Regions from separate parts of the Homo sapiens genome. Here region 1 is linked to region 2. The links are chromatin loops, found by intact Hi-C in ENCODE. Cell type or tissue: Calu3. All regions are shown on one strand. Links, peaks and the distances in the headings refer to the core of each region. The heading gives the core; the rest is flanking DNA.

Region 1 (5,751 bases), core at 391-5,390, 300 kb before region 2:
CAAACGTTTCTTCTCCTTCCACCCTCGTGAGACTGCACTTCACCCTTCATGAGGTTTGATGTGGCCGTGTGATGTGCTTTGAGCAGAAGTGTGTATCACTTCAAGATGAAAACCGTTAACATCTAGCACACCATTGACTACATTGCTTCTCTTCTGCAGTGGTGATTGTAGAAGACAAAAAGCTTAATTTTTTGTACTGTCATCTTTCTTTCAATTCATAAATGCATTAATATACTAGACTAGATGATTGGTTAGGTGAATTACAAATACATTAGAAATCAAAACATAGAACTCTTTGAAGACATTTAGCTGCAGGCCAGGTGCGGTGGCTCATGCCTGGAATCCCAGCACTTTGGGAGGCCGAGGCGGGTGGATCACGTGAGGTCAGGAGTTCAAGACCAGCCTGGCCAACATGGTGCAACCCCATCGCTACTAAAAATACAAAAATTAGCTGGGTGCAGTGGTGGGCCCCTGTAATCCCAGCTACTTGGGAGCCTGAGGCAGGAGAATCGCTTGAACCTGGGAGGCAGAGGTTGCAGTGAACCGAGATCGGGCCACTACACTCCACCCTGGGCGACTGAGTGAGACTCCAACCCAAAAATAAATAAATACATAAAATAAAGACATTTAGCTTCCTATGTCCTTGTGCATATTTTGCACCAGTGGAAACACCACCGCCTGCTTGAGAATAGTGAAAAAAAGCCGGGTAATTTTAGTGCCTGACTAATTCTGACATCACAGGCACTCTGAGGGTCTTTGGTCAGTGGACCGTGTCTTTGGAGAAGAGGTCTTGTTTGCCCAGGCTGCAGTGCAGTGGCACAATCCTCGCTTATTACAGATCTGAACTCCTGGCTCAAGCCACCTTCCTGCTTCCACCTGTCACGCAGCTAGATGGCTGGTATGCCCCAGCATGCCCGGATAATTTCTTTCTAGAGATGGGAAGAGGACTTTTTTTCTCTTAATACACCTGCCAATGTTGAGTGCCTTCTGGAATTGGGCATAAGGTCAAGCAATCCGTCACGTCTCTGGTTCTTAAGGTGTGAATATGAGGTGACACGAGCATGTGCATCCCTCACCAGCTCCCAAATTCCAAAGCCTTTAATACTAGAATAGCAGATGTTTCTGTTTAAAAGGGTGGTTTTTTTTAAAGACATATCCAATGTGCCCCAAACTTTTCCTCCAAGTTTGCCAATGATTGTCAAATGCTTCCTGTTTAAAAAAAAATCAGTTTACCAACTCTCCCTGCTATCTAAAGGATCCCAAAATTAAATGTTGGTGCCCAGATGTGACATGCAGCTCCTCTTCTTTCCCCAAGCACAAGTTGCTTGGAATCATTTACAAATCCTTTGGAGTCTCGGGAGTCCGGTGGCAGCCCTGTAGGCCCTGAGGTCTGCATGGCCCACATCTGGACCTGGCCTGTCTAACACTTACTTTAGTTGGGATGGACTCCACTGAAAGCAAACTGTTGAATGATGTGATTCTAATAGGGAAGGCTGGTTGCTGATTTGCTGATTCAAGGTACTAGATGCACAGCTGAGGAAGCAGGTGTCTGAAAAATCTCACCGAGCTGAACAGCTGCCTACTATGAATCTTTCTCCCTAATTTCTAAGCTCACACTGAACTCTGGCAGGACAGAAATAATGCCATAAATAGCAAGTCCAGACTGAGTCACCACAGCCTGGGTCCCAGAGTGACTGCCTGGAGCAGAGCCCCTGCTGACCCTGGCTGGACATGGAGCATGGGTGAGAAAGGGACCCCGGCTCAGGTCCAGCCGCTGGGCGCCCTGGTCAGGCCAGCCCTTACCTTGGCCCGCACCCCTGCCAGAGCTGGCCTCATGGTGGCTCAGTTTCAGGCGGGGCCTCTGTCCTGCCCAGCCCTGCCCGGTGGAGCGACCTCAAGAGCTGCTCTCCTTTTCAGCTCCCAAGCATGCCAGGAACAGAAGGACGGGAGGCAGCCGGTTGACAATTTAGGAATAAATGTCCACTTCATTAAACACCGCAAGCCCTTCTCCGCTATGCCAGCCCAGTTAATATTTAGCCAGGTGCACCAAAGCAAGCCGCAAGAAGAACCCACAGCCCTCAGGACGCGTTGTGTGCCGGGCGGCGAGGATTCGCCCAGCCTGCGGGGCAGACCCGACCATGTCCTCGTCTGAGAGCGGGAAAACGGACACTGCAAAGCGCTGGCAGCGGAGGGACAAACTGCAGCTGGCGACCTGGGATTCCATAGGTGGCACTTTCTGATGCCCTGTCAGAGACCGGCTGGCTGGTTTTCAGATGTGTTCTGAGTCATGTGAAAGGGCAGACACACTGGCTTTCCCAGCAGCTGCCTGGCTGGCTGGAGTCCCCGAGTCGGTGGACATGAGCAGCGCAGTGGAGCGATGCGACCTCTCTCCTCCCTCCTCCTGCCTGTCTCCTCCCTCCTTACCCCATCCCTCTTCCTCCTCCCTCCCTCCCAACCCCACCCCTCCTCCCTCCTCAATCAGTCCCTCCTCCCTCCTCACCCCATCACTCTTCCTCCTCTCTCCTCCTTCCTCTCTCCTTTCATCCCTCCCTACTACCTGTCCTCCCTTCTCACCTTGTCTCTCTCCCTCCTCCCTCTTCACCCCATCCCTCCTCCTTCTTCACCCCATCTCTCCTCCTTCTTCACCCCATCCCTCCTCCTTCCTTACTCCTCATCCCATTTCTCCTCCCTCCCTTCTCCTCCCTCTTCCCTCCTCACCTTGTCACTCCTTGTACCTGGTTCTTAACCAAAGGACAAGTCCATGGCTCATGAGATCTGAGTTATGCAGTTCTGTTTTGTTATGTTTTTGTTCTGTTTTTCAGTTTAAAAAATTACAATCTGAACAAATTTCACTGAAACAGGTTCCCAACAGACAGAATGCTCTGGTCCAAACGAAAATGCCTTAAAGTTGCCTGCAGCTGTAGATTTGGGAGAAAGCAGGCCTACGTTTTCCTTAAGAATGTGGCCACCGCCTGAGGAAACAGCATTGCCAGGAAACAGCTGTGCCTCCGAAGCCCACGTGACTTCAGATTCCATCTGCAGCAGATGGTAGGCTTTTGTGGCTTTCGTGGCTTCTGTGGCTTTGGTGGATTCTGTGGCATTTGTAGCTTTTGTGGATCATTTCTTCCCTGTTGGTCCCTGGTGGCCTGGCACGTGTTAAGGCCCAAATGCTGTCTTTATCTTTAATAATGTTTAATTTGAGTGGGGTCAACAGAGATCTATTAAAGGTTGTAAAAAATTTATTTAAAGTGATATTTGTGCAAAATACACGTCCTGAGCAAAAGAATGATTTTTCGACCCTCTGTTATCAGAGAGCATGGGTCTGAATAAAGTCAGGTCAGGTGCCTGCCCAGGAAAGCACTTGGCTTTCAGCTGTGTCAGTTTTCCATGACTCCTGCTTCTAGCGGGGAAGGAGGGCTGCGGCCTTCCAATGCTCAGCTGTGGTTTGCAGGCATCCCTGTTGTCTGCACCTGCAGCCCAGTCTGCTGCCACGCCCACCAAGCCATCTTTCTGAACCTCAAACGATGCTAGGATCTTTCTTCTCCCCACATACAACATTGTGGCAAGGAAGCCCAGTTCTTCCTGGCATTGCTTGTCAGTCCACTGCTTTGAAAGTGTGTCCTTATCCAAGTTGTGGCTGTGTGGACCTGCTGTTGTCCAGGAACCAGGAATGCTGGCGGTGAGTCACCCCCACCCAAGAAAATTGACCCTGGTTTGTGCGGCTCATCAGGCCTGCAGAAACCTCCTGCCGGCCATCCGGTGAGAGGAACCTCTGGGCTTGGTCAGCTTTCACACATGCCAGGGCAGCCTGGCTTTAGACACAAATCCCAGGCTGGGAGTAGCCAGAGGTGATGCCCATGAAGACTGAGAGGCCGCAGGAGTTTGTCTTCCCCCAGGCCACTGCCTGTCTGCTCCTGAGGGCAAGAACCCCCCACTGCCTGTCTGCTCCTGAGGGCAAGGACCCCCCACATTCACCCACGCGGCCCTGGAACCAGGGTCAGCAGCCACAGCCCCCGGCCACATCCAGCCCATGGTGTTTTTCTAAACGGACACAAGTTGAGAATTTTTTTTCACACTTTTAAAAACGTTTTTATTTCTATGTTATAAAGTGGGACATACACAGCCCATCGTGTGCAGAATTCCGCATCTCTTTATTCCCGCATTTCCTGGCCTTGTTAAGCACTTTTTTCCCTTAATGAAATATTTTTTCCTGGTTTCATCCATCCATATTGGGATGAGAGGGTTGTATTTTTCTAAAATGAAATGTGCTGATTCTGTTTGACTTTCTAACATGAATGGCCCATAGACTCATGTTTAAAAGATTGAAAAAAATTTTTAAAAATAGCATCTTGTGACACACAAAAATTATACCAAATTTAAATTCTGGTGTCCAGAAATAGTTTCATTTGAACCCAGCCCCCACTGCCTGTCACGTGCTGTGCTCATGGGTCTATCACACAGGGCAGCTCTCGTGGTATGGCAGAGACCACGTGGCCCACAGAGCCCAGAACGCCTGCTCTCCGGCCCATTATGCAGCAAATTTGCCAGCTCCCGGCACAGAACATGCCAGGGACTCTCTCATCCACTGAAACGTCCCACGAGCGGCTGTGCTTTGAGTCTTTTTCTGTCTTGTTACTATTGTGACTGACTTCTGGTAATCATTGGATTTTTTTCTTTTCTTTTTTCCTTTTGAAAGTGATACATGTTGGTTGGAACAAGTTAAAAAAAAAAAAAAAAAAAAAAAGAGGTCTGTGTGCTAAAATCGTTTGGAATGTCCCTCCTAACCTTCTTCACATCCCAGCTCTGTAGTGACCGATGTTTCCAATCTGAGGTGCAGCCTCCGTGGTTAATCTTTGCTCAGATGTACAGGGTGCCATTATTGTTCTTTTTACAAAAAAAAAAATGAAATGCTACAGTACATGTTACTCAGCAGCTTGTTTTATTTCACTGAATAATGAACATCTCTCCATATTAATTTGGATGTCACTGATTCATTACTTTTCACAGATGCAAAAGATTCCACAGTGGACCTTACAATAATTTTTTCACCTCTGCCGCTGTTGAGGAACATCCGTGTCAATTCCGTTTTTGTGTTATAATTCTGAAAATGAAAACCTTTGTATTCTAGTGTCTATGTACTCACGCTTTTATTCTGCAGTATAGAAACCTAAAAGTGGGACTGCTGAGTCAAAGACTGCGGGTTTTTCTAATATTAAGATGCAGTATAATGCATCTTCTCTCCCCAAATTACAGCATTTCGTGATGGCTGGCGAGGCCACAGGGAGATGGATGGTCTTTTCTTCAGAGGCTTGATTACTTTTTATCTTTAAAAAATCTCTAATAAAATGCCATTTCTTCTTCTTTATTTTTAGATAGATTCAAATGTTGAGGCTTAGTTGCCTAAAGAAAAGAGTGCAGGTAAGAGAGGGGTGTCTGTGCTTCCGTGGAAAGAAAGGGCTTGGATGGAATGGAAGGGCCACTGGGATACCATCTCCCCAAAGTCAGGGACCACCTCTGTCCCACTGACCGTGATGAGAGCTCATGGGGTGTTTGTGAAATGAGAGAATGAATGAATAAATAAGCGAATGAATGGATGGTGATAGAAAGGTCGCTGGAGAGGGACGGTGCTGATCCATGAGGGTGATGACACGCAGATCAACCAATCTCTGTCCCCCATGCCCTGCACGGGCACAAGTGCCGCTGTCCACAGACAAATGTTTGAGAACCCCTGGCTGTGGGACAGGAAGCTGA
Region 2 (5,000 bases), core at 1-5,000:
GGCCTGTTGCCCAGACCTCAGGGTCTGATCCCAATACACACTCTTTTCTCCACTTATTCCCTAGGTGAAATATTTCATTTTTGTGGTTTTAAGTGCTAATATATTCCAAATTTACATCTCTAAGTTTGGCCCTTGTTCTGAACTTCAGCCCCATATAGCCAGTCCCTCATATCTCTATTTAGGTGCACTCTAGGCATCTCAAAGTGAGCCTGTCCAAAACTAAACTCTGATTTCCCACCACTGCACTCTCATCGGCACCGCACTCTCATCTGCTTCTTCTTCAGCCCTCTCCTAAGTCTTAGTGAACAGCAGCTCACTTTACCAATTGCTAATGTCCACAGCCTGGCATTCTTCTGGATTCCTTTCTTCCTCTCAGACCATGATCATATCTAATCTTAGCAGCAGATTCTGTCAGCTCTACTTTCAAAATATTTTTATAATTTAACCACTTTTCACCATCTTTGCTTCTTACTACTGAATTAATCCAGGCTAACTTCATATCTCCCACCTGGGTTGTTCCAGTAACCTCTTACTTAGTCTTAATTTATTTCCCTTGTCTGCCTTTGCCCCCTTACAGTCTGTTTCCTACACAGACATACACTTCTAAACCTTAAGTTAAATAATGTAATGTTTCTATTCAGACTCCCCAATTTTTTTTTAATCACTCAGTGTACCTTGACCTACAAACCTTATTCCTAATACCGTTTTTTCACTTTCTCATTCTGCTATAGCCACAAGGGGCCTGCTTGCTATTTGTCAGTTATGCCAACCAGGATTCTGCCTGGGATCTTAGTACTTGTTCCCTGGGCTTAGAATGTTCTTTCCCTACAATTAGGCTTTGCTCAAGTATCCTAGAAGTCTTTGTTGATTTACCCTATGTGAAACTGTGGGGGTAGCACTTTGGTGAAACAGGAGCTCCTCCCTAAATGGCAAGCTTTTTGAATACCTTGGCTTGAGTTTATTCGTAACTATCATGGTCACATTTCTTTGACAACATGTTCCATGCCTAGCAGTGATTCAGGCATTACAACCAGTCTCTTATTTCATTTGATTCCCACATCAGCAAAGGATATATTACTATTATTTACATTTCTTTTAGTTAAATAGTGTCCAGAAAGTTTAAGGAATTAAGAGTTACAGACATAGCGAAAGGGTTTTCTTTCTCCCTTTCTGCCTCCCCCAAGAAAACTACTGACGTGAAACTTCATATGAGTAGATATAGTTTATTTAACAGCTTTGCATTATTCTGTTGTCCGTATTCTATCTCTGTCCCTATCCAGAGATTAATAAATTGTATATACTTTTCCACAGTTACAAATGTGGATTTAATGAACAGTCTTGTCCATGTTTTCTTCTGTACTGATGTAAAATTTTTAGGATGAATACCTAGAAGTGGAATATTTAGATTCAGATTTTTTAGGTCCTGCAAAATTGATCTTGGAAATGGTTCTACCAATTTATATTCCAAACTTCAGTCTTCACCCTCCTCAATATATTCAGATTTGTTGATATGCTCTAAAGTATTTGAAATAATAATTTCAATTTGTTACCCTGATTTCCGTCGGTGAGCATGTTTTCATATGTTCATCTAGCCTTTACTTCCCTTTAATTGGATTTCTCTTTTTTACAGACTCAGCTGTGTATTAAACAGAATGTTCATTTTGTATTATTGTATAGTACAATGATTACTGATTGTTTAGTCTGCCATACTGCTGGAACTGGGTGTTTTCCACCCTTATTTTTATACAGCAGGATGAGACGCAGTGCCGCATAGTGGTTGAAAGTGACTTGTTTCAAAATTGCCAGAGTATGAATTCTGGCCCACTGGTATTAGCTCTGTGAACATGGTCCACTTACTTGATCTTCCTTAGGCCCCGTTTCTTCATCTGTAAGACAGGAACAGTAATAATACCTACCTTATGGGGTTGTTGTGAAAATTGGAGTAGATAACGCATAAAAAGTACTTATTAGCACAATGTTTAGCATAAGGCAGGCATTTATACTGTTGTTATTTGTAGTGCATTGTCATCATTAGTATTTGTGGGTTTTTTCTTTCCCTTGATTTTATATGTTTATCTTTGTATCATGTAATGTAACTTGTGGGGGGGGAGAGATTTCCAGCAACATGTTTAGGTTTAGTATTGTATGTTCTAGGTTGACTCTGCATTCTTGTTTGTTGCCGTTTCTTATTTTGTGTTCAATTATAGCTAGAAATGATAGTACCTTCTTCAAAAGTATCCTTATATGAGATTTTTTTGAACAGTGTAATGTTATAAAAACCCAATCAGTGATTTTGAGGTTTTTGTTTCATGGAACTTTACACATCTTACCATATTCTTATCATATTCTGTATCCCTGTCTTTGAGTTCATGCCTATTGTGTATTCCATTACTTACCTAAAGAATTTGTTTCAGAATGTACTTTTTAGAAATCTATATGTGTATGTGTTAGCCTAGGATATTTATTTAACAGTATAGAAGATTCTCAAAAACAGGAGTTAAGAGTATTATTCTAGTGAACAGAGTGTTTCCATAAAATTAAATGAGAATCTACTTCACTGATTGGTTCTTTTCACCATGATTCTGTTTTGCAAAGAGAATTAATTAAGAAAACTTAATTGAACAGTGAGCTGGTTTCATTAGTGTCACTTTTCCTGTCGAGGTTCTAGGTTCCTTTTGTAAGTTACTACTGATAAGAATCCTCCTAAACAGCTTGACCTCCTTTCAGAAGTCCGTGTGCTGATTTACACAGCTTACCTTTTTGTTTTTCTCATGCCTGGTACTAAGTGACATTCCAATCTGCTGTAGTCATTTGGTAATGCAAAGAGTGAAACTGGAAGGGTAGGCAGGAGGTACCGGTTGGCACCAAATATGCAGTTCAAGATCACTCATGATACCAGGGAGAGAATGTCAAATACTTGAACCAGAACAACACATTGTTTTAGTTTGTAAAATTCCAGTTATAAGGCAGTAATAGTCATGTTACTCTACCTCAAAATTATTTTCTTTCTCATTTGTTCTTTTCACCTCTGTCCCAACCCCCCTCTCGCTCATGGATGTGTTTTGTGTGAAATGTGAAAGGTCTTAAGATAGTGGAGGCTTGAAAAAACTGCCTGTGTTTTAAAATGTGCTTGTGTTTGTTTCCTAATGCAGTACTTTGAAGATATTTTAGGTTTAGGTAAGTTGCTTTAAGTTTTTTTTTCTTAATTGGAGTAGGTTGAGTGCTGTGAATTCAATTTTTAGTGTACTATAAAAAGATAGATGGAAGCACTTTGATTATAGGAAGTTTCTTTGAATCATTTGCTATAGTTTGAGTGTTTACTTTAATGTGAAACTCACTGTAAATCCAAGTAAATGCTGATCTACCAATGTTCATGTATATAATTTGTATGGTACATTATCTTCATCGTTCAAATTTAGAACCTTCTTATTATTTCACATACTTAAAGAAGAATCTTAGTTGCAGATTCAAGATGAAGATTATAAAACATTTTCTTGGGTTTTCTTTCAGTATTATAATTTTGAGGCTGAATTTAAGAACATGGTTATTTTCTGTAGACACCAAAACATTTTATAATTTTGTGTATAGGTTGATTTGGGTAGATCAGTTATATCACTGGAAATGATTTCAACTCTCAGAAATTGTATTTCAACAATATAATTTTTTATTGTGTGTGTGTGTGTGTGTGACAAAGTCTTGCTCTGTTGCCCATAGCTGGAGCCGATCTCGGCTCATTGCAACCTCTGCCTCCTGCAAGCGATTCTTCTGCCTCCTGCATTCAGGCGATTCTCCTGCCTCCTGCATTCAAGCGATTCTCCTGCCTCAACCTCCTGCTGGGGTTACAGGCACCCACCACCATGCCCAGCTAATTTCAACAATAGAATTTGAAATATGTATAGTGCCATTCTATTTTTTCTACAAAGTTTGATGGTTTTCATTTTTCACGTCATATATACAGATCTTTAATATATACTCTGTTATTTTTTGCTTTTGTATTTAGTTTTGCTAGAGATAGGTTTTTTATACACATACACATAAACACAAACACACACCTTTCTTTTTTTAACTTTTAGGGTCAGGGGACATCTGCAGGGTATGCAGGTTTGTTACCTAGGTAAATGTATATCATAGGAGTTTGTTGTACTGATTATTTTATCAACCAGGTATTAAGCCTAGTATCCATTAGATATTTTTTTCTGATCTTATTTCTTCTTCCACCCTCCACCCTCCAGTGGGTCCCAATGTGTTGTTCGCCTCTATGCACACCCACCTTTTCAACTAGTTCTTGTGTAAGTGTAGGCAGTTGAGAATTTGTAGACAGGAAGTAATATTTATCAAGTGCCTCATATGTGGCAGGTTCCTTTATATAGTGTGAATCAGTTAGTAACCACCAAACCCTGTGAAATAGTAGCCCCTCCACTTTATAGACAGGGAACTTGAGAGAACTCAAGTGTTTGGCACAGATTCATGTGGGTATTAAGTGAAAGTAAAATTAAGTGGGATTTTACCCAATGTCTGGCTGTTTCCAAGGCTCTGCCTCACTTGCTTTTTGTATGACACACCTGTTGCTTGTTGAGTGTAAGCAAGCTATGTTTGGCTTCTGATGTTAAATAATTCATTATCCATTTTCAGAACCAAAGTTCTTGAGTTTTTGTAGCGCATTTTTAAAAAAAACAGGTTTACTTTATTTTGCACTTAATAGTTGGTAATTATAACTGAATTATTTTCATATTACACATTTTTTAGCGTGAAAATTTTCAAACACAAATGAAACTCATTCCCTAGACTTCACAATTTTCAGTTTGTCGTTCTTAATTTTGTTGTTTTTAGGTGCACTGTTTTTTAAAGCAGATCCTAAAACCCGTCATGTTATTTCTTCCCTACTTCAGTGTGCATCTAACAAAAATTCAACCATCATGCAATAATCTCATTAACAAAATTAGCCAGAATTCTTTGTTATTATCTGTTATTCGGTCCATACTGAGATTCCCTATATCTCT

Evidence for each region. Hi-C counts contacts between places; a loop is a spot of excess contacts. Peaks named below come from ENCODE experiments on the same cell type or tissue, not always from the same donor. Only the 100,000 strongest peaks of a DNase experiment are listed, where the experiment ranks them.
Region 1: a loop joins it to region 2, with 3 times the contacts of the local background. A loop is called at or near these places in 1 of 110 quality-filtered maps.

The regions. Positions count from the first base shown.
Region 1 is chr6:167,544,910-167,550,660 of GRCh38, forward strand. It overlaps LOC105378129 (a long non-coding RNA gene), which reads left to right and starts at 2,732. Exons shown (of 3, transcript XR_943268.2): 1 at 2,732-3,048; 2 at 5,373-5,418. In Calu3, for the core only: no CTCF peak of the experiment used is centred there; a DNase peak (open chromatin) is centred at 2,272.
Region 2 is chr6:167,847,214-167,852,213 of GRCh38, forward strand. The region is part of intron 1 of AFDN (afadin, adherens junction formation factor); the gene reads left to right. Among named protein-coding and RNA genes, the nearest start is that of AFDN, 23 kb to the left of the region's middle. In Calu3, for the core only: no CTCF peak of the experiment used is centred there; a DNase peak (open chromatin) is centred at 2,848.